3 separate regions of the Mus musculus genome follow, and all the other regions are linked to region 3. The links are chromatin loops, found by intact Hi-C in ENCODE. Cell type or tissue: left cerebral cortex. All regions are shown on one strand. Links, peaks and the distances in the headings refer to the core of each region. The heading gives the core; the rest is flanking DNA.

Region 1 (7,505 bases), core at 1,686-6,685, 55 kb after region 3:
CACCCTGAGCCAGCCCACAGTTCTGGCTGAGTTGCAGCCCGGGTGAGCAGTCTCAAGGCTGGCTCTCACAGTTTTAAGAACCTACTTGGCATTAGCCAACAATGTATATGGGGGCTTCTAGACACCAACTATCCATTGCATTTTATCCAAACATTTGGTTCTTTTATCTTGGCCCCTTTGTGCCAGATGCACTTAGAGGAAGCCATTCTTTGCAGGTGGAAAGAACATTGTGTGACTTCTATTTTCCGGCTGTCTGCTACACCAAGCCTTGGCTCTGAAGGGAATTATACAGGACTTGTCCTTTGGTCGTCCAACCCCGTACACAGGTCTCCCTCCACCCCTCCATGTCAAGGGAGTGAGCACCCTCTATAGTTGAATCCTCACCATGTCAAAGTTTGAATTACTCACTGGAGGAGAACACCAGCTCTTTCTTGTTTTAAAATCTCCCCTCTGCCTTCAGTGGCTCCACAGAGAGAATCTAGCAGATAGTTTAGGGAAAGGTAGCAGATTCATGGACTCACCAAAGGGTGGAACCTCCATTAAAGGTGACCCAGTGAGACATCTGTCCCAGTGGGTCTCAGCCAGGGGTGACTGTCTCCACACATCTCCTAGTTGATTCCAGTTCTGATCAAGTGGACAGCCAATTCTAACCTTCACCTTAGAACATAGCTAAAAAGCCTATTATACAGAAAGATGAGGTCGTGCATTTAGTGAGGAGGGTAATGTTATCAGAGGGGAGGGGGCTGAGAACTTCAAGGGACAGAGGCCCATGTCTGCAAGAGGTCTACTTTGAGGCTTGCTGTTCAGTATGGTGACTGTAGCCCACGATAATGTCCATGACAATGTGAACATAGCAGTAACCATGAGTGGGGCTGGGGAGAAGCTTGGTGGTTAAAAGCACTGTCTGAAGAGTCACGAGGACTGGTGTTTGGCCCCTAACACCTGCATGGCCAGCTGGGCATCCAACACTTGTTTGTAACCCAGCTTTTTGAGGGGATGGAGACAAGATCTCTGTCTTTCAGACACTGGAAGAAAATGTAAATTCCAGGTCCCAAAAGAGACTTTGTCTCAAGGGACTAGGTGCAGAGTGATGAAGGAGGACAGCCAGCGCCCTCTTCTGGCCACCACGGGAACATGCACACACGTATCTGTGCACACACCCGGAGAGATTCAGGCACACACAGATACATAAACATTAAAACAGATTGTCTATCACCAACAAGTGCTAGGCCAGGTGTGATGGGTGTGTTAAAGCAGTTGCCACATCACTGCATGGTACCCATAAGGAGAAACAGCCCTTTGCGGTCTATAAATATATAGTCACAATATGTCAACCACAAGTAGCATTAACGGTACAAAAATCACACATGATTCTCTCATCATTCGTGTCCATACTAATCACATGTGGAAATACTACTTTGGATATGAAGGATAAAGCACTCCTTCAGAGTCTACACTCTGCTACTTCTGTCTCCAGCCTCCTGCTGGTTCCTGTTCTGGGGCTAGTTAATTCCCTGGCCTCCAGACATTCACACTGTGCTGGGAGCATGGTTTTAGGCGCTCCTCATGGTCAGCGGGCATTGGGGTCCTGCCAGGGAGACAGAGGAGCAGAGCCAGGCGTGAATCTCCTGGATCCTGGGAAGAGCTTATGCTGAGGCATGTGGAGGGATGAATGAGCTCTTGGGGACTGTCATTACCAGCTCTCCGAGAAACTGGATTGCCTGCAATAAAAATCTCCAACATCCTGCTTCAGGGCTGGGGTCTCATGGGGAGCTCTTGACACGGTGCCCAAACCACAGCCTTAATCACCGAGGCACGTGGCTCACACTTGCATGGATGTGTGGACGTGGGCCTCTCTTCGGGCTGGAAACTCGGAGCAGCTTCGCTCTGGAGAAACGGATCTCTCGCTCTCTTTCCTCCACCCACATGTCAGCAAAGGCTTTACTTAAGCAAATGCCACCTGCCCCAGCCCGGACACTTGTCTGCACCACAGAGGCCCGTGCTGAGTGCCAGCAACTCAGGCCTGTTTTCTCTGAGGGGGCCGGACCCTGGAATGTTGACACCCCGTGGTTGTTGCTGTAATGATAATGCTCTACATTAATAACACACCTCTCAGCCAGATGGGTTCCTGAGTGCCCTACAGGCTGTGACAAGTAACCATCCTGAGTTCCAACAATTTACTGTGCCCACCAGGGCTCATGGCTCCTGGATGAGTCACAGGCTTTTGTCCACATGCAGAAATGAGGCTGGATTGGCCAAGGGGAGAGCAAAGCAAAGGAACTGACCAAGGCCTGACTGGGAGGATGTGAGGACCATGGTCACTGTGCCATCAAGGACCAGAGTAATGAGCCAGAAGCAGTGGTAAGGAGTAGGGGACAGGTCAGTGAAAAGATCCTGTCTAATAATTTAAAACTGCAAAGCCATGCAGGACTCTAACTTAGAAACAGAAAGAAGTCAGATGTAGAGGGCCATGCCTGTAATTCTGGCACTGGGGAGGCTTTAGCAGGAGGACTGCCACAAGTTGAAGGCTATCTTGAATTAGATAAAGTTCTAGGCCAGCCTGGGCTATAGAATGAGAACTTGAGATCTTAAACTCTTGTCCCCTCTGCCCCCAAATAAAAGGGAAGAAAAGAATGGAAGGGAGGGAGGGAGGGAGGGAGGGAGGGAGGGAGGGAGGGAGGAAAGAGACAAGGACAAGAAGAAGGAAGTGAAGGAGAGAGGTTTCTAGTCTGAGGGCAGAAACCACAAGTCTGAGGGCAGAGACTACAAGTCTGAGGGCAGAGGCTACAAGTCTAAGGGCAGAAGCTACAAGTCTGAGGGCAAAAGCTGCAAGGGCCAGAGCTGGTTCCAAGGTTCAGCCCTGGGATCTGATGACAATGGGATGGGGCCCCTCATGTTTTGGGGAATTAAACCCTTGGGAATCCATCAACCCTTTGGTACTTTGAGCTTCTGGATCCAAGCTTGCTTGAGTGAAGCTGAACCACAGGATAGATGCAGCCTGGGAAGATAGAAAGCAGCTACTGGGGCATTGGATCCCATGGAACTGGAGTGCTGGTGGCTGTAAGCCACAGTGTGGGTGCTGGGAAATGAACTTGTCCTTTGGAAGGGTGGCCTCTGGAGCTATCTCTCCAGCTCCAGTAGGAAAAATCTTAAAATTGAAACCCGCAAAATTCTTCTATGACCCCAAGTAGACACACGAGCCCCTCGAGCTTTCCCCCTGCCTCGTATGTGGCTGTATCTGGGTGCTTCTTCCAGGTGTCTGTCACAGAGCTTGTCTGCCTTTCCCAGGATTATTTCAACCAACTTCCAAAGGGCTATCTAACTTTAATTTTTTAAAAAATGATAGTTCTTAACTCCCCCTTTAGCCCACCACCCACCAGAGGTAGTGGAAAAGAAAGGATACAGGGGAAGTGGACCTGGTTAGCCAGTTTGTTTTTTTTGTTTGTTTGTTTTTTGTTTTTGTTTTTTGGTTTTTTTTGAGCAGCTTCCATCTGTGTTGTCTGGAAATCAGCAGTTTAGTTTACAGGTTATTTAGTAGCAGCTCGGTCTACTGGTAAACATTTTATGGATATATCAGTAGTCCAGTTTGGTAGAGTTGGGACAGTAAACATGACTCAGCAATGGTGGCATGACCCAGCAGAGACAGCCAGGCCTCAGTGTCGGCACGAGTCAGCAGGAAGGACTAGGAAGGTCATCAGAAGAAGTTCTTAGCTGTGCCTCTCAGCAAACATCAGCAAAGTCGAGAGCCCCATAAGCTGTTGCATAGTTAGTTCCACAAGTAAGCCAAGCTCAGTCTCTGTCACTGTCTATCAAGTTTTATTCGTGTTATCTCTAAATTTCATGTGTTCTCCATGGATCTTTCCCTAGCACGTGACTCGGCACCTGCATCTATCTCAGCTGACATCACTCTGTCAATGAGCCTGTCCTCGGAAGCTGCAAGTAGCTATAGCACAGTACCAGAAGTTTTTTTTGGCATTTCTCTCTATGGAGTTCCAACAGATGGAGCTCAGCTGCGCAATGTAAGGTGGGCCAATACATAAATGTCCTTAGCAAAGAATCTTTCATCATGTGTCCTTTCATGTGCTTGCTTTAGTAAAACATCCTTTCACCTGTGTCTGCTTCAATGAAATGGTCCTTCATAAGTCTGCCTTAGTCTTTCACCTGTGTCCACTTCAGGAAAACACTCCCTTACATGTTTGCCCCAGCAAAACACCATCCAACACAACCGACTTTCCAAAAAAACCCTTACATTTCCACTTCAGTGCTGAGTGAGGATGTGGGCAGGACCTAGGGGGAGCAGCCACACTTTGGGCTGCTGAGGATGGGGTGGGGGGCAGCTTCTCACCTATGCTGAGTAGGAAGCAGGAGGCATCTGGAATTTGCTCTGGCTGGAGTGCAGAGGGTGTAAGATGCTCAACAGATGGCACACCCTGAGCTGCTGGTGGTGAGTAGGCTAGGCGAGAAGACGCAAACATACTTCGAAGCCTGAGGATCTGCCTGCCGGTAACATGGTGGCGCCATCTTGGGATGAGTCACGTACATTCCGACATGGAGGGGGTGAACAGTCTGCTGGTGTCATGGGAGAGGGAGGAGTGGTGAAATTTTCAGCTGCCAAGCTGGTGTTTGAAATGGAAATGGCCCAGCTGTGCAGATGATGAACCGAAGGATGCTCCTGGTAGTTTCTTTTTAACGGCATGAAGGCAGGTCAAACAACAGCAGGGCATTTTAGCTCTTTCACATGAGCTGGAGCATGAGGAAGATCTTGGCAACTAGTCCGAACTCTGCCTGCTAGCGGGCGGAGGTCCTTTGCAGCCTGCTGGGCAGGGTGTGGCTAGACTTCGGAAGTTTGTTTCTTGTATGGGAGCTTTGCTCTTCTTCAGGATGAACCGAACTGAATAAAAGCAGGAAGCGTGTAGGTGATTTGACTTCTCATTCAACAGACCTAGTAGTACCCAGGTAATGGCAAGCAAGCATACCCCTCCGGCCTTGAGGATGGGGTGCCCTTAGTCACCTTCAAAGTACAGGGGTGTGGGCAGTGGACCTATGCTGTCAGTGTGCAGTGCTAAAGTTTACTCCATGTGTGTTCTCTGCACAAGTCCACATACGTGTGGGTCTATACGTGTTTAGTGTGCACACGTGCAAATATGAGTGCATCTGTATTAGTATATGTGTGTTGTGTGTATGGCTGTTGACAGCAATTCCTGCTTCAACTCACCACTCCAAGGAGGAACACATGCCTGGGTTTCCTCTCCATATTGCTCAGGAGTTCAGGCCCAGCTAAAGACAGGCACACCTTGACCCTGACACTGGTAAGGAGCAGGAGGAAATGGGTGAGTAGCATCTACTACAGGAATAGTCTCACCCATGGTGGAAAGGAGGTGAGGCTGAGGTAGTTTCTTTAAGAGCCCAGGGAAATTCAGAGGATAAGATTCTCTTAGGAACGCTTGGCTCATCCAAGGAAGAGACTGGCCCTCAGGAGTTTGTGACTTGCACAGGGTGTTGTGGGATCACTGGGCTCTGGAATAAGCTGTCACTGATGCTAGTGCCTGACCTAGCTCCAATGGACAAGGAGCTCTGCTGACTGGCAGCACTTTCTACCCAAGGCCTGTGCCATTTTGTGCAGAGAATCCTGCATGAGACCAAGGGTGCTGAGGGGACTTCTGCATATAGTGACCGGAGAAACTTCTGGCTGCCAGCGGGGCCTAGTGCTAAGGATTGTAGGCATACAACCTCACTGGTCCCCATAGAGCCCTCCAGGCACACTGTAACACGACTAGCCTTTAGAGCTGTTCCCACTTCACCATAAGCCAGTTCTCCTGGGGCAAGTCCCAGGCCTAACAAGGCCCTCCTCTTCTCTGCTGTTTGTAGTGGAGGCCACTCAGCCCTCTCCCACGTCCCTTTCCATAGGGCAGTAGCAATGCCTGGCCAGAGCCTAGGCCAACTTCAGAACTCAGAATGTATGCCCACAGTTCCCCAGTGGCAGTAGCTTCCTGAATGCGCCTATGTCTGACAGACACTACCTCAAGAGGGGTTGTTTATGTCGCCTTTCTCCTCAGAGTCTGAAGTAGCTTTCCTGGAAGCCATTCAGCATGAGACACATGCTCCTAGCTCCTAGCTCTGCAGTCATGCCTGCTCTTCTGAGGCACTGGCTGGTGGCCGCGGAGGGCACCGACTATGCAGCTGGTCTGTTTACATCAGTGTATCCAATGCCCGCCTCTTCCTCAGGCCCAGTCAGATGCTGCTAATTTTCCGTTCTGGTCTCAGCAGATCCTGATGGCCTTGTCATTTGTGGAAAGAGTGTGTTTGAAGCCCCCCCCCGCCCCCCATGCCCATGTGCTGCTTTATTGGATAATATTCTATTCATCCCCCGTTTATGTCTCCAGAAAATATGCAACTCATTTAGTGTAGAAGGCTCTCTCAGCAACCACTGTCCATCGCTGGCAGATTGAATATCGCGCTAAACATATCTCGGACACACCCTAAGCGCTTGCTTGAATGTGGTCATCTGGGAGACGTGCTGAATCTAAACCCTGGCACACACGATGAAGTCTGTTGCTGAAAACACCCGGGGGCACCTGCCAGCATGCAGTCACTTTCCTTTTCCTGTAAGAGGGTGATGGGAAACTCAGACACCAGGCTGATTGGAAACTCAGTCTTTCCCAATCAGTTTTTCCCCCGGGGCTCAGGGTCTGACTGTCAGTTTGGGGCTGTTTCCAGGGATGTGCTATTTTGTCCATAGTTTTATGTGTAACGCCTTTTAAAACGTGGCTGTTTGTAGATGACTGTTTTGTAGACCAGGAAATGGAAATATGGGTAGTTTGACTCGTGGCTGTGGAGATGGCTCAATCACGTAAGAAAGAGAATGAGATTGTGTGTCCCAGGACTCCTGTGAAAAAGCCTAGCCTGGTGGCAGAGGCTTGCGACCTCAGCAGTGGGAGGCAGGGACAGCTAGATCCCTAGGACTTGCTGGCCAACCATTCCAGCCTGACCACTGAGCTCCAGATTCAGTGAGAGACTGGGGGGCACCTGAGAAATGATGCCCAATCTTGACTCTGGCTTACATATGCATACACTCATGTGCACACACAGGCTTATACCAAAAAAAAAAAAAATGACCCAAGTGAGGCCTGTATCCAGAAACTTCACCTCCAGCTCTAGGGGGCACCTTCTGTGTTTTCCTCTCTCTCTTGCCTGATCTCTTGACATCCACTGAATGTTGGCTTCCTGTTGTTTCTTCATGAAAACGCCACGTCAAAGCAACATTTCCAACTCTGCAATTTCAATCTTCTGTTCAACTCCAGGAAAACCACGATTCCCTTATAAGATGCCAGGCTTAAAACACATCTAATTTGATTGCAGGTGTAGATGTCTCTGATCAGAGATGATATCTCTGCCCCACAGAGGTGGCGGAGCACTACCATAGCTTTTGCCTTGTGAGTTAAAACAGGAGAGCCTTGCTTTCCGCCCATCAATCAGTAGATTGGTTTGGTGACCTTTAAGCCAAT
Region 2 (7,505 bases), core at 1,690-6,689, 64 kb after region 3:
CCCATATATGGTCTGAAAGCCCTCCCAAGATTGTTTATAGGGGTCAGGGTTAAGCCTCCCTGCCGTTGCCCATGGCTCTCCTTTCTTCATTCCTGGGAAGTTGAGTATTGAGCACAGTGCAGCAGGGGTAGCATTGTGCAGGGATGAGAAGCACTGAGTATATCGGCAGATCCTGGAGCCAGACTGACTGTGTTTGACCGTGAGGGTCCATGTGGCTGTGTCGGTGGGGTGAGTTTCTCAACTGTAACTTGGGATCAATGCTAACAGTACCCGATGGATGAAGCAGATGGACTGATGTCTACAAAGCTCTGAAGGCTGGTCCCAGCACATGGTTAATATTTTATTGGTTTACAGGTTAATATTGTGACTATAACTGAAGAGTCTTTTTCTGGAGAACCAATGAAAAGGATTCACAGTAAGATACCGCTATCTGGGGGACAGAGACAGGGCCCAGGAGGCTGGGATACTGGCAATGTCAGTGCAGGGCTGTGCAGGGATAATATGTACCATGGCCTTCCTCAGGGATGAGTAGGGGAGACAGGTATCATAGGGAAGTGTTTCTGGAAACGTCTTAAGACACCAGCCTGGGAAGGCTGCACTCCAGTTAAGTATGGGTCATGGTGGTAGAGATGCCACATGGCTTCCCTTTGCTTGGCACAGCAGGCTCCTGGAAACAGATCATTTATCAGGGAAAGGGTGTATAAGCCTTGTAGATGTGGCTTCCTCCTTATGGGACCCTCCTGACCTTGACAGGATCTGACGCTCCAGCACTCTGGACCTACATCTCTCTCAGTTGGGAGAGTGCCTTCCCAGTATGGCAGTGGTGCCAGAGAGGGGCCCAGCTAGAGTCCTACTGAGTACTAGAGTGTGTCCCAGCCAACCAGCCAGCCCACTTGATGTACAGGAGATGGCACTAGTGAGAGGCCTCCACCATCCAAGAAGTTGGCAAAGGCCAAAAGATGGGCTGAGGATTCCTGTCAGTTAGCAAGCCAGGAGCCAGTGTGAATCCATATCTGCCTCTCTAGCTGCAAGTCAGGATGAGTCGGAAAAGTAGCCTCTATCATCTCCAGACAGCTGGCATCTGATTCCTGGCCCAGACCATTACACTTCCCCAGAGTGGATATCACAGCAGAGGATGAGTTGGTATTACAGCCAACATCATGCACACTGGTGTATGGCAACTGTGGGACCAGGAAGGACATAGGAACAGTATTTGGTTATTTGCTTTCTAGACTCTACACAGCAAAGAGTAACCTATGAGGCTATGGGAGAACAGCAACAAAAACAACAGACTTGTAATAAACCAAACAGAGAGAAATGCAGTGCTGCAGAATCTAACCTGCAGTTAGGGAAAGTAAATGCCAGGCTGCAGAGAGGCTTCAGCCACTGAGAGTGGGAGCTGCTCTTGCAGAGGACCAGAGTTCAGTTCCAAGTCAAGTAGTTCATGATTGCCTGTGTCTTCAGCGCTAGGGACACCGACGCCCTCTTCTGGACTCAGAGGGCACATGCACTCACATGTGCACACACACCCATGGTCAAAGGTATACAAAAAGAATAAATAGAGGGAAAGGTAAGACTCAGTCCAGGAGACCTAGTCAAATGACACTCCGGTCATTCAGGACAGAGTAAAAACTACTGGGAAGATGAGTTACAGTTATGAGAGATAGTGGTGTCTTCTTCTATCCCATGGAAGGATGCCTCCCAGGTGGCGGGATGGAGTTGTGGTCTGCCCCGGCTTTAAAGTCCAAAACGAACAGCAGCTGCCAAACTCTCTGGGCTGACATTAATGCAAAAGGACATGCCAGAACTAAATAGTGGTGAGGATAATTCCTTGGCTTTTAAGAGATAAAAAAAAATAGTAAGGAGAATTCTGAATAATTAAATTATAGACAAGAGTCCGCTTACAGTCTACAAAGGAGAGGTCTTCTAACTTTCCCCGGGACATTTACAAAACCTGACTATATATTGAACTACTTAGAAATTTCAATAAATTCCTAAGACCAGAACATGCCATCTGAATTCTCTGACCACAGTACAATAAAACTAGAGTCCAATAATGGACGTATAAACAGGAAAGTGCGGCCACTGGAAAATTAAAACAAAGCAACACAAAACAAAACATTCCCGAGTAGATACAGGGTCAGAGATGCAATCGGGATCACAGTAATAAACAATCTGCGTGGATTTATGCAAGAGCTTGGTCCTGGTGATGATGGGTGTCGATTACAAGGGCCGGAGCAGGAAATGTAGGGGCTGTCTAAAACATCCAAGAAGGGGGGCTGAGTGGGAAGGATTCCACATGGCCATTCAAACATCTTTATGGGTGGGAAGAAGCTCATGACATTTCCAGTCAAAAAGCCAGATAAGCGAATTCATCTACTCAAACTGTGGCCACTGTCCACCTGGGAGTAGTAAAGAAACGTTCGCGTCTATTTACGTGTGGCTATGCATCTTTCTTTTGCTCTGGGATGTTTTGTACATTGTCTCGATGAGGATTAATTACGCACCCAAACAAACAAACATAGAAAGGGGCGGGTGTGGACAAGAGTAGGGATCTGACATATAGCAGTTGATTTCCCATGGGCAAAGGAAATGGGCTCTGAAGTCACTGTGTGGGGCTTTGACCAAATGGAATAGTTTATAAAAGCTATAGTAGCAACCGTGTTTATTTTCTCTGCGCAGGCCCTTGTTGACAGCTTTCACTGTTCAGACGGTGATCACAGGCGGATTGCTTGTGGGCCTCCGTTCCTGATTCCTGAGGTGAGCTGGCAATCTTCAGAAATACCGAGGCGTGTGTAAACAAGGTTATTGGTGACTGCAGGGTGAGACCGCCTACAACGCCCCCAAACACGCCTCAGTGCAGAATGTACTTGCAGAAATTTGGCTGGCAGTTCAGATCATTCAGACACCATCCTTGAAGCTTCATTACCAGGGTAGATGTGCATCAAAGACCCCGACTGAGGACACATCAGTGGACTCACCCAGTGGGAATTATCTCCTCCCCAAAGCTTCCAGTCCAGGGCTGGCTGCTCCGAGCTGGGCCAATCAATTTATCTCCTGATGCATGTCATTATCCTTTTGCATGTCTGTGCCAGAAAGTTTTGTAAATGTGAACCTGGCGAAGCGGAATCCTTTGCAAAGGAGAGTTGCAGGGAGCAACAAGGTCAATGTCAGGGAGGCAGAGGGTCGGTGACCACATGCTAAGAAGGGGTGGGGAGAGGTCCTCAGCTTTGCTGAATGCTCTGCCAGGGAGTAGCCCTTTGCCATTGAGACTCCCTGTTGAGACTTCTGGGATTCTGTTACAGGCAACTGAGTGATTTAACAACCAGGACAAATATACTGTGCTTGGAACGGAAAAAACCCCGACTTCTACATTTGGATTCTCAGAGCCGTGCTAACCAGATGTAAAATGCAGGGAGAGGCACCATGGTGATTGAGTTTTCATCTTTGAAACACAACAGCATGCCAATCTTCTATGTGAGTTGGAAACGGGTTTCTACAGAACAGGAAATAGGTACCACTGCGGGTTTACACAATTAAAAAAAAAAAAAAAAAAAAAAAAACATTTGCAGGACTTGGTGGCAATCAATACCCAGTTTGGGAAACCTGACTCTGAACTAGCAGCGCAAAACAACTGGAAGCATCCAGTGAAGAAATGGGGTACATGGGTGCAGCTGAAACCAAGGAGTGGTGACAGTTCCTAAGAAGAGATAAAGGGACAGGGAGTGCCTGGGAACGTCTGCCAGCACCACCACCTAGTGCAGCAGGGTTTGACAAAGACACAGACCGGCCATCCACTTACACTTGACTTTCAGATAAACATTACACTGTTTAGAATAAGCAAATGCTAAATATTTCAGGAAATACAGACATGCTCCTATGAGTTTTCCTTATGTACACATACATAAAATAAATAAAAATATAACAACAACAAGACCCCAACATAATCTAAGCCATTTCCAATTTTCCTTCACTTTTAGTCCTACACACTATCACCATAGTAACCATGACGATTGCCATAGTAACTGTGTTCCTTTCTGTTTTGCTGAGTTGATAATCTGAGTTAGCTAGTTCTCTCTTTACCTCTTAATACTCTTATCTCAAAAATGCCTCAGTTTTCACAAGTAACATTCATGGACTCACACCTCTCCCCCTTTAAGACATTCTTCACCTTCACAACTCTGTTTTCTCTGATTCCTTCTTGTCAAAACAGATCATTAGAAATGTGCTCCGGGCCAGGAGAATCGCAGTCCTGCCCATGTCTTGTGATTTGGCATTGCAAAGGGCTCCAGCACATCGTAGGCAGAACCCTCACAATCCTGCCTCTAAGTGGAGCCAGGAAATGTTCCCTAATGCCCATCAATTTCTGTAAGGAAGTAGGGAACAAGGTTTCCTGGCAGACTGCAGAGTAGAAACTTGAGTAAATGCTCTTCTGTGTCCAACCTAAGTAAATAACAACGTCAAATCTAGAAACACTCTCCAGGAAACCTGCTCAGTTTATGCATTAAAGACGAGATCTGTGTTGGCAAGATGGACCAGCTAGTAAAGGCTGCCATCAAACTCAACAGTCTGAGCTTGACCTGAAGGAACCACATGATAGAAGGAGAGAACCAAGTCCTATAAGTTGTCCTTTGGTCACACACATGCGCACATGTGCACATAAACACAATAGGTAAAAATAGTCATTGAAGCAACAATACCCCAAATTATCTAAGGCATTTCCAATTGTTCTTAGTGTTCAGGCCTACATGGTCACCATGGTAACCAGGCTCCTCTCTGAGATAACTGAAGGCCTAGGGTCTATCTCCCTGTGGGAACTTTGGCCCCTGTTTGTGTTACAAACCTTCATGTCAACAGCTCTAAGACACACCAGGATTACTTTATTCAAAGATTGCTTTGTCAACTGTTTTTCATTTCTTAATCCTGGCTTTTCTAACTCCGGGGTACTGCAACATCAGCTTGGACTGAGGCTGAGCACAGAGCTTATGCTGGGAACTGCCCTGCCCACTGCCCGGACTAATGATTGCACTGGGGACACATGCACCTCCAAGGAGAAGAGGAACGTGAAGGGAGACCTTGGCTTAGGGGTTGAGATGCAGCCTGTGCCTTCTGTTTCTCTGCGCTGCCCAAACCATCTGGACCAGGGATAGACACTTGGCTCCCCTGAATCCTGCTTGCTCTCTGACATAGGTATAAGATAATGAGTTGGCTAGCAGCCAGCATGCCTGTAAACCTCACCCCAGCCTGAAAACAGGGTTATTCTACCTCCTCTTCTTTGTATCTCAGGCCAGCCTTCCACCCAAATAAAATTCAGAGGTATAGTCAGCAGGACAAAATACACATCCCAGCTCCCCATCCGTCAGAACTCAGGTCTCTGCTGCTTCAGTCTGGTGAAAGGAGCCTCTGGGAAGGAGGCCTGCCAACTGAGTCCACAGCTGATGTTCTTGCTGGGTACACTTTCCAGGGTTATGCTCTGACCTATACTGGATTATAGAGGCTGGGCCTCTGGCCAGAAGATATAGGACACATGCCTGGGTTCAGCATCCAACGGAGGCACCCATTTTTCTAAAAGGTTGACAGGCTAGCCAGGGCTAGGATTCCCAGGCTGCAGCAGCGATGCACACGACGCTTGTCAGCTTTTTGTCAACTTGACACAAGCTACGGTCATCTGGAAAGAGAGAGGGAATTTCAATCGAGAAAATGTCTTCATTTTCACTGAAGGGGTAGGCTAGTCGCTGCAGGGCGTTTTCCTGATTGATGGTTGATACAGGAAGGTCCAGTCCAGTGTGAGCAGTGTTGCCTCCAGGCAGGCTGTCTTGGGAGGTAACGAAAGCAAACTATCCACGGAGAGCTAGCCAGGAATGGGGCGCTCCTCCAAGGCTTCTGCTTCAGTTCCTGCCTCCAGGTTCCTGCTCTGGCTTCTCTTCATGACAGACCGGAAGCTGTAGGATGAAATACCTCCCCCTCCCCCAGCACCTTTGATCGTGGGATTTATCACAGCAATAGAAAGCAAAACCCATCTTGCTTTAATCTGAGAAAGGTCTGCAACTTCCACAGATGCCTCTACTCGGTGACGTCCGTGACGTCTCAGGGCGGGACCTTCTGCAGTCCTTCCCAGAATTCCGCGCTGGAGCACCAGATGTGTTTTGGATTGGAGAGTGGGCACCTCATTTGAGGGCCTGGCTCACAGTGGGATACCCATGAGTTCGAGACCTAATCTTGTGGTTCTGGTGCATTCTGCGGCCCAGAACACAATCGTTCCTGAGATTCTCCGTGGAGTCCCGGAACAGCTGCCACAGAGGGAAGGCCCATGGGCACCTGCCCACTCTGTGCAACCCACACTCTGGCGACTCCTCGGGGGAATCATTTTGCCTGAGTTCACAGGTGACAGCCATGTAGGAGGTGGGCTAAACAGCTTGCTCGGGTTCATTGCTGCTGAGAAGCCTGGCGTTCTGTTCCCGGTGGCTCTCATAGGTGAAACCAGCATAGAACCTTCAGGAATCTGCGTATGGCACAGTGCCTGTGACTGGCACATGTTGAGAACAAATCTCTAGAAAATACCAGGGAAAGAGAAATCGCTGCAGGAAAGCCCCTGTTTCATTGGGTATTATTATCTGGATTTTATTTACTGTTATGGAGTAAGAGTACGAGGGTGGAGATCAGTTTTGAAAAGGAATTTTATTCTTGTCTCCATAACTCGAGGTGGGGGTGGGGTGGGGAGCGTCAACATAGAGACACCTGGATCTATAAGTTTCTGGGAAGCAAGGGCCTATAAAGTTACACTGACCTTGCTTCAAAACTGAGAAAAAGAAAAGGGAGAGGAAGAGGGAGAGGGAGAGGGAGAGGGAGAGGGAGAGGGAGAGGGAGAGGGAGAGGGAGAGGGAGAGGGAGAGGGAGAGGGAGAGGGAGAGGGAGAGGGAGAGGGAGAGGGAGAGGGAGAGGGAGAGGGAGAGGGAGAGGGAGAGGGAGAGGGAGAAAAAGAAAGAAAAAAGGGCAACTCATAAATCCTGCAGTTTAGGATGGGTGCCTCTCACAGGATGGGCGGGGCTCTGTTTAAACCACTAAAGGTACTTTGGCTTAAGCTTGCATCAGCGCTCAGGGGAGGGGTGAACAGGTGAGAAACTCAGGCACAGAGGAGAAACACCTGCTCAGGTCCTGCTTCCTGGTAACAAGGGGACTGAGATTTTGCTATGGGGACAGCTGTTTTCCAAACTTCGAAGAGATGTGCCACAGAAGTGAGACTTCTGCACTGTAGCCCCCAGAGTCTGATTCTGTATCCCTGTACAACTCGTCACAAGGACCCCAAAGGTCTTTCTGCGTGACTTTCATGCATTGGCAATCAGGTGCTACTTGGGGACCTCAGCACCACTCTGTGCTCATGCCTGGCCTGGCCACTCTCTCTGTGTGTCCCTGTTGCCAGATCCTGGCTGTCATACTGTTCCAGAATATTCTAGCTGGATTAAAAAGCCTGGGCTCACTCTGTAAGACCTCATGGAGAACATCAT
Region 3 (7,505 bases), core at 1,402-6,401:
CAACTCTGGGGTTTCAAGGGGTTCAAATGAGCAGAAACCCTCCCCCAACAGTAAATTCAAGGGGTAGGTGGAATGGGAGCAGGAGAGGTCTGTAGCTCCACCCTGTATTCAGTGGAAATACTCAACATAACTCACCTCTAGCTTTGAGCATCTGAAGGCTCGGTTGACCACAGAGGACCTTGTGCCTTGCCTAGAACACTGGCTAAGTCATAGGTGGCTGTACCTTGCTGGGGTGGGGAGGGGTCCTGGATAGTATTCTGTCCATGCTGATGCCTGATAAACCCTTTCTGCCTGGTTCACAGGCAGGTCCCCTGTGTTAGCCTTAGCCCAGTAGCTCCTGCTGCAAATTCACTGTTGCATGGAATCCTGGGGATGTTGGTGGGACTTGATCCTTTATAATTTCTTTCTCTTCCTTCCTTCCTTCCTTCCTTCCTTCCTTCCTTCCTTTCTTTCTTTCTTTCTTTCCTTTCTTTCCTTTCTCTCTCTCTCTCTCTCTCTCTCTCTCTCTCTCTCTCTCTCTCTCTCTCTCTCTCTCTCTCTTTCTTTCTTTCTTTTTCTCTGTGCCATGGGGTAGTCATCTAGCTATCTCCTCCTCTGAGATAAGAAGACAGAGCAAGGAGACTTGCCAGCCTGGGCCTTTTCACCAAGGACAATTTTTACTACATGCATCCCCAGCCCCCACCACTCCTGGCAAAGAGTTCTTGGTACATGTCAAGTCTGCTGTCTCCAGGATACAGGCACCACCTCTGTCTCAGGGATGGTGAAGTGACTGAGGTCTTTCTGTATTTCTACAAATCCCCTTCTTTGTCACCCTGGGGTTCCAAGACCTGCTATCTAGACTCCAAGTCTGGCCTTAGGCTTCTGCAGCACCTTTCCTGAGGGACTATGGGAGAACAGAGAATCAAGGGTGTAGAATGTGCTCAAGGGAAGGGCTCATCCCATAGCATGGAAAGAATATTCTGCCCCACTCTACATATGTGAGCATAGGGGAGGCAGAAGGAAGATTCTGAGGGGTGGATATGGTGCAGGACTTGGCGGGAAGAAGGATGCCAAGAGACCCTGATTTTCCTTAAATCTAGACTCCAGAGGCCCAGGAATTCTGTCACATGGTGTGCTAGCTAGTTTTATGTCAACTAGACACAAGCTAGAAGTCATTTTTTTGGAAGAAGGCACTTCAACTGAGAAAATGTTCCCACTAGACTGCCTTGTGGGCCAGCCTGTGGTACATTTTCTTGGTTTGTGACTGATATGCAAAAGCCCAGTTGACTATGGGTAGTGTCATCTCTGGGATGATGTCCCTGGGTTCTATAAGAAAGCAGACTGATCAAGCCATGGAGAGCAAGCTGGTAAGCACTCCTCTGTGGCTTCTGCTTTAGTTCCTGCCTCCAGGTTCCTGCCTTGAGTTCTTGTCCTAACTTCCCTCAGAGTTAGACTGTTGCCTGGAATTGGAAGCTGAAATGTACCCTTTTCACAGCAATAGGAGCCCTAACTGTGACACTTGGGACCCACTTACACGGCTTCCTTTGTGGAGGAGGGTAGATCTTTCAAAACATCAGCCTCCAGCCTCCAAAGTATGTAAGCCACTTGGTGCCTTACCAACCAGTGACACTTGGACTTTAGGAGGTGTATAGGGTGTGCCCCAGGGTCAGGAGAAAAGCAGCTTTTGCTTCCCCCGTGCTTCTTCCAGGGAGAGTGCGGGAGAGTGACCTTCACTCTCTGTCCCTGCACTGGTGAGGCAGACGTTTCCTGTACACCAGGCAGTGCTTGGTACTGCTGCCCACTGTGTCACTTGACGTGCTCCACCAGGCTTGACGCATTAACTACTTACCTTGAATGTGGCCTGGGCTTTCTGGAAATAAAGAATGATGGCTGACAGAGCCTTTGTCACCAAAGAACAAAGCCTAACCACTACACAGTGGCCTGTGGTCCTCTGAGGAGCCTCATGCAAGTGCCCATCCCAGCAACCAGGGGAGATCCACCCCAACACTCTCATGTTCACAGCTGTCAGAGGCAGGTTTAAAGCCATTGTTCCTGAGGCTTCTTGGGGCCTCTCTTAGAAGCAGCTGAAGGTGTCTGTTTTATTTAGTAGGACTGGGGAATTCTGCCTTCTGGGCCTCTCCCTGGGGGCACTCTGTAATGGGTGGGTCCTAGAGACACCCATCTAAGCCAAAAATGATGCCTTTGAGCTTGGGAGAAACACAAAGATCTATGGACCTGTATAGGATGGGGTGGGGTGAGAATTATCCATGGGGAGAGTAGCAATGAGACCCCAAGGTACCTACTTGGGGAGCAGAGTCTCACTTTTGAGCTCTATACTGCTTCTTTGTGGATTTTAGTCCGTCTAGAGTGATGGGTCCAGGCGGGCCCAGTACTTCAAAAGACCATTCCTATGCCTCCAAAACTCTTCCATCCCTCTCAGCCTAGATCTTCAAGCAAAGTTTCTTCTGCTCAGCCTTGGTGGGTGACGCCTTCCCACAACCCCTTCAAGCCCCCCACCCCACAGTCTTGATTCCAGAGATAGACCATGCACACATGGTATGAGACAAGTTTGAGCAAGTTCTGAGGGGGCATTGCTGTCCCTGTACAATATGACTTTGCAGTGTTTCATTGCATTTGGGGTATCTGGGTCAGCTGTGGGTCAACCCTTCTAAGAATATTTACTTCCCATACTCTGACTCTCATGCCCTCGCACACTTGAAAACATATGGCCGCAGAAGGACATGACTGGACTTGCTACTGCTCCTGCACCAACACACGCGCAGACATGGTTTCCGATATCATGTTTGGGATGAGCCAAATGATTTGAGGTTCATCTTCTAGAAGGCGCTGGTCCTACCATGGTGGGGGCAAGCCCTGGGAGTAGCCCAAAGAGCTGTCACTGGTTACCATGCAGGGAACTGGGAAAGGCTTTAACTCTGCTGAGCCCCAGTTGCTCTTCTGTGTGATAAGCCTTGTCCCAAATGGTAACTGTGTGATGATCAAACCACAGGGTCCTTGCAGAGGGCTTGTCACAGAACACTCAGAAGACAACAGCTGGCCCATCTTCAGGCTCTGGACAATATTTATTCTTTCTTTTTTTCTTTCATAATAAAGCATTTCAGAGTGAGGTGAAAGATTTGCCTTTGGGGCTCATCTGCCTTAGTTGTGGCTTTCTCCTGAGGCAACTGTCCTAAGATACACTTGACAATGCCGTAATGCACAGACATTTGTGTGTGTGTGTGTGTGTGTGTGTGTGTGTGTGTGTGTGTGTATGAGAGAGGGAGAGGGAGAGGGGGAGAGTGAGAGAGGGAGGGAGAGGAAGAGAGGGAGGGAGAGTGAGAGAGAGTGAGAGAGAGGGTGAGAGAGAGAGAGAGAGAGAGAGAGAGAGAGAGAGAGAGAGATGAGAAAACTAGCATGTCATGAGTTGAGGCTAAGCACACAGTACTGCCACAAAACAATGAAGCACCAGGCCCCAGTCATCAATGAATGGTAACGAGGAGAGCCTGGGGTTTATCTAGGACTTGAAACTCCAGGATACCAATTATCTCTTTAGCAGGGCCTCTGACAAGTCCCATGCTGGGCTCTGTGTCTGCCTCGCCACTGGAGTGCCCGGAACACCACCAGCCGGCTGCACAGGGGAGGAAGAACTCTGTCCGTAATGGGAGTCCTCAGTCTGTGTTTTCCCAGAGTGGGAAGCAGTGGAGCCTCGGACGATTGCTGTGGTTGCGAGGCTCCCGCATACCCAGGCACTGCTGGTGTACCACTGGGAGTTAGGAATAGGGCTCTCCAGTCTGTGCTTCCTCTCAGGGCCACACAGGAAGGGAAAGGCAGAGCCCAAGGTGAGGGAAGAACCAGGTTTGATTCTGAGTGAGTGCTCAGAGTACAGAGGGGCTGGAAGGGAGAAGGCCTTCTCAGGAGATCTAGAAGATCTGTTTACCCTGAAGGCTTCTCTTCTCCCTATCCCACATCCCAGGCGATCTTTAATGAAGAGAGAGTCTTCGCTTGTTCATACTGCTTTATATATGGCAGTTGTGAATGCATATTCCTCACTTAGGGTGAACCAGGGATTAAATGCCTTTGCAGGAAGGGATGCCCAGGAAGGGAGCTCATTGGCTGAACACTGGGGCCTATCTAGATACCTCATTAGCATGGAGAACTCTAGGTTTCTATGCCACGTGACTGGTTGCCATGGTTCTCAGTGGGGTGTCAGTAGTTATATTCCAGAGCAGGTAGGGGCAGGCAGTCTCAATTCTGAGATTCACCAGGGTCTGAGCTTTCAACCTTACCAGCTCTTCTTCTGTCTCGTGGTATGGCCCTCAAGACCCACAGCGCTGGGCTGGGAAACGCACCTAAAGGGGGCCAACAGAGTCACAGATTGTCCTATGACCCTCTCCCATGCATAATAAGCAAGTGTAAAAATAAACAAATAAACACATAGCCCTGGAAAGAACATAGTCAGTGGATAGGGGCCCACAGGACAGCACTAGGTCTGGGAGATCTACACCATTGGCTTCATTTAAGCTCCGTGAGGTGCGTATATTTCTCATACTACCTCCCACTTTCTGAGAGGATTACTGGTGAGCATGAAACACAGCATACCTGTGAGTCAATGCAGCTGAATGACCAGAGTGGGATGCATTTGGAAAACCGCTCAGGGCCACACTAATGTTCTTAGAGATTTCCTGAGCTCTCGACCCCCCTCCCTAGCCCCTATGATTCATCTTCCTGTCACTGGAAGTGGAGATGCTCTGAGATTCTGTCACCAGCGTAGAAATGGATGGCCCCTTGGTGAAACCCATGCTTTCGAGCTTGCTGGATGTCTGCTACAAGTGTCTGGTCACCTGGCTTTCTCTAAGACGCCATTCACACAGTCCTTTACTCGTGTTCCACACTGCCTCGGCGTCTGTTTCTGAGGGTTCTGATTCACAGCGTCTGAGATTCATGGACCCAGGGCAGGATCCTGTATAAAGGTGGTCATGGTTGTCTGTGTGGTATGTGAAAAGTGAGGTACGGCTTTGGAGTCTGTGTGCTTTCATATGCTGATGACACTTCATGTAGGATTCTGAACGGCTGCCACTCAGGGCAGTTTTTCCTACAGGCTGAGGGGTGTGGCCTAGGGGACTTCTCAGCCATTTGTCACAACAGAACGTCCAGAAGCATCTGCATTTCCATAGTTATTTCCGGAACAAACCTGATTAAAACCATTTCCTAGGTAGGTCAGTGTCTTCCCTTGAACAGTTTTCACAAGAAAAGGCAGAGAGAAAGTCGTTGGGGCGATGGCATTAAATCTGCTTGGGTGACTCAGAATGTATGTTGGCACGGCAACGCGCCATGTGGCGGGCAGCAGACGTGTCTTGTTGGTGGCGGTGGCGTGTCTGAAGAGGCCTGGCTTCAGCAAGCCGTGCACAATTTGCTTCCTCTTTTTGCCTTTCATACGAAAGCGTTTGAAGTTATCTTTTCATTCCTTTCCACGGGGCCGTAATCAATAGGAAGAAAGCATTAAAGGTTCCCCCCACCGTCACATTTCTCAGGGTCCTTGTTGAAAGTGCAGGCTGCGTTCTGCAATGTGCTGTAATGAGAATTTGAATTTCGTGTGGCGCGTGAAGTGTAAATGAAAAATCGCCAGTCGCCCAGCTGTGCAGCCCGAGAAATGTCTTTGCTGACGATTTATTCTGCACTTGTTCCTGTTCATTCATTCATCCGTCCATACATTCGCTCATTCAATCATTAGTTGGACAGGCTTTATGGCACACCACTGTTGGCTGCACAATGAGCATGTCTTTTAAAGAGCAGCAATGGAACCACTGCGGTTCCTTTAGAGATGCTCTCAGCCTGCAGTGGTGATGGGCAATGAGACTTGGCGAGCGCATCAAGGCGAGGGGCATCCTGGAGTCTTAGCGGAGAGGAAGGCGTGGTCCTTTAGATCAGAGAAACAGGGAAGGCTTACAGAGAAGGAATCCTGCTGATGGCCAGAACTGCAGGGCAGGCCCAGGGACAAAGCTTGGACCTTAAGCCTCAGCTCCCAGGATGCCGTCACTTTTAACTGTTCTTTTGGGGGAAAGTGAAGGGGTCTGTCTGAAGAGAACTAATGAATACTAAGACTGTCAGTTCCTGTGTGGTGGCTTATCCTTACACAGAATTCAAAGGTCACAGTGTTCCCTCTCTCTGGACAGAAAAAACGAAGCCCAGGATAGGAAAACGAAAGAGAACACAGAGAAGCCTGAGGCTTCCTGGGTGGATGGTTTCAGCCCTGCACATCCTGGGACTTTGTCCTCCTGGCTCCTTATGAAGTAGGGATGTGCCCAAAGTTCATGGTTCCATGGGAATCCAAACTTGCCTTGCCTTGGCTGATATCTTTAATTCCCCTAGAGTTTCAAGACAGCTATGGTTTCTCATTCAGTAAAGCCCCTCTGATGAGGTCAGTGTTCCACATATGTTGTTCCTTGAGTCTGTTATGTTTGCACTGGCATCTGAGGTGTGGGCTGCGGTGGGGGAAGCAGAGAAAGGCATAAGACGGTGGCTCCTTGGTTACTCTCTCAGGATGGGGACAGCGTTAAAGCCGTTTCAAAGGGGATAGTGTAGCTTCTTACTTGTATGTGTGTGTGTGTGTGTGTGTGTGTGTGTGTGTGTGATGTTATATGTATATTGTGTGTATGGTATATGTGGGGTGTGAGTATACATGAACCTAGTACTGTGTTATGTATAACTAATATGTATGGTGTTTACGTGGACTGTTGCATGAGGATTGTATATGTATGAGAAGTGTTTGCATGTGTCTTAGTTAGGGTTTTACTGCTATGAACAGACACCATGACCAAGGCAACTCTTATAAAAACATTTATTTGGGGCTGGCTTACAGGTTCAGAGGTTCAGTCTGTTATCATCAAGTCAGGAACATGGCAGCATCCAGGCAGGCATGGTGCAGGTGGAGCTGAGAGTTCTACATCTTCATCTGAAGGCTGCTAACAGAATACTGGCTTTCAGGCAGCTAGGATGAGGGTCTTAAAGCCTACCCCCACAGTGACACACCTACTCGAACAAGGTCACACCTCCAAATAGTGCCACTCCGTGGGGTCAGGTATATATACACATATATACTAGCATGTAAATGCTGTATGGTGTGTTGTGTATGTATAGTCTCTATCCTGTGTATATAGTGTCTCCTGGCTGGCCTATTTTGTATGATGGTAAGCTCTGTGTGTATTGTCTTGTGTACATGGTGTGACGGAGCATGCTGTATGTATGACTCTGGTGTCCTGCTTTGACAGATGTCCTGGCTCTGAGGCTGAGAGCCAGTGCAGGCCTGTACAACTCTAGCTTTGTGTTTCTTCAGGCTTCTGCTCTGCCAGGGAAGCTCACGCTGTCCAATCTGTCCTTGCAGGGGTCAGCATGATGCTAGTGACTGTCACAGTTGAGCTCCGTCCCCCTTCTTTCTCTGCTTGCTTTTCCCTTCTGTACCTTGTGAAACATACGGCAGAAGGAAGCATCACTTCCCTGGAAATACATGGCTACGCCCTATGCTTCAC

Evidence for each region. A loop is a pair of places that touch in the nucleus more often than their neighbours do. Peaks named below come from ENCODE experiments on the same cell type or tissue, not always from the same donor. Only the 100,000 strongest peaks of a DNase experiment are listed, where the experiment ranks them.
Region 1: a loop joins it to region 3, with 3 times the contacts of the local background. A loop is called at or near these places in 3 of 42 quality-filtered maps.
Region 2: a loop joins it to region 3, with 2.3 times the contacts of the local background. A loop is called at or near these places in 3 of 42 quality-filtered maps.

What each region holds. Positions count from the first base shown.
Region 1 is chr1:90,271,527-90,279,031 of GRCm38, forward strand. 2700003A03Rik (a long non-coding RNA gene) reads left to right here and starts at 1,346. Exons shown (of 4, transcript XR_003947931.1): 1 at 1,346-2,379; 2 at 3,868-4,024. In left cerebral cortex, for the core only: no CTCF peak of the experiment used is centred there; DNase peaks (open chromatin) are centred at 1,825, 3,954 and 4,469; H3K27ac peaks cover 1,693 bases.
Region 2 is chr1:90,280,379-90,287,883 of GRCm38, forward strand. It overlaps 2700003A03Rik (a long non-coding RNA gene), which reads left to right. Exons shown (of 4, transcript XR_003947931.1): 3 at 2,683-3,477. Among named protein-coding and RNA genes, the nearest start is that of 2700003A03Rik, 11 kb to the left of the region's middle. In left cerebral cortex, for the core only: no CTCF peak of the experiment used is centred there; DNase peaks (open chromatin) are centred at 3,304, 3,743, 4,080, 4,240 and 2 more places; H3K27ac peaks cover 1,620 bases.
Region 3 is chr1:90,216,956-90,224,460 of GRCm38, forward strand. No RefSeq gene overlaps it. Among named protein-coding and RNA genes, the nearest start is that of Ackr3, 17 kb to the left of the region's middle. In left cerebral cortex, for the core only: no CTCF peak of the experiment used is centred there; DNase peaks (open chromatin) are centred at 4,174, 4,634 and 5,301; H3K27ac peaks cover 995 bases.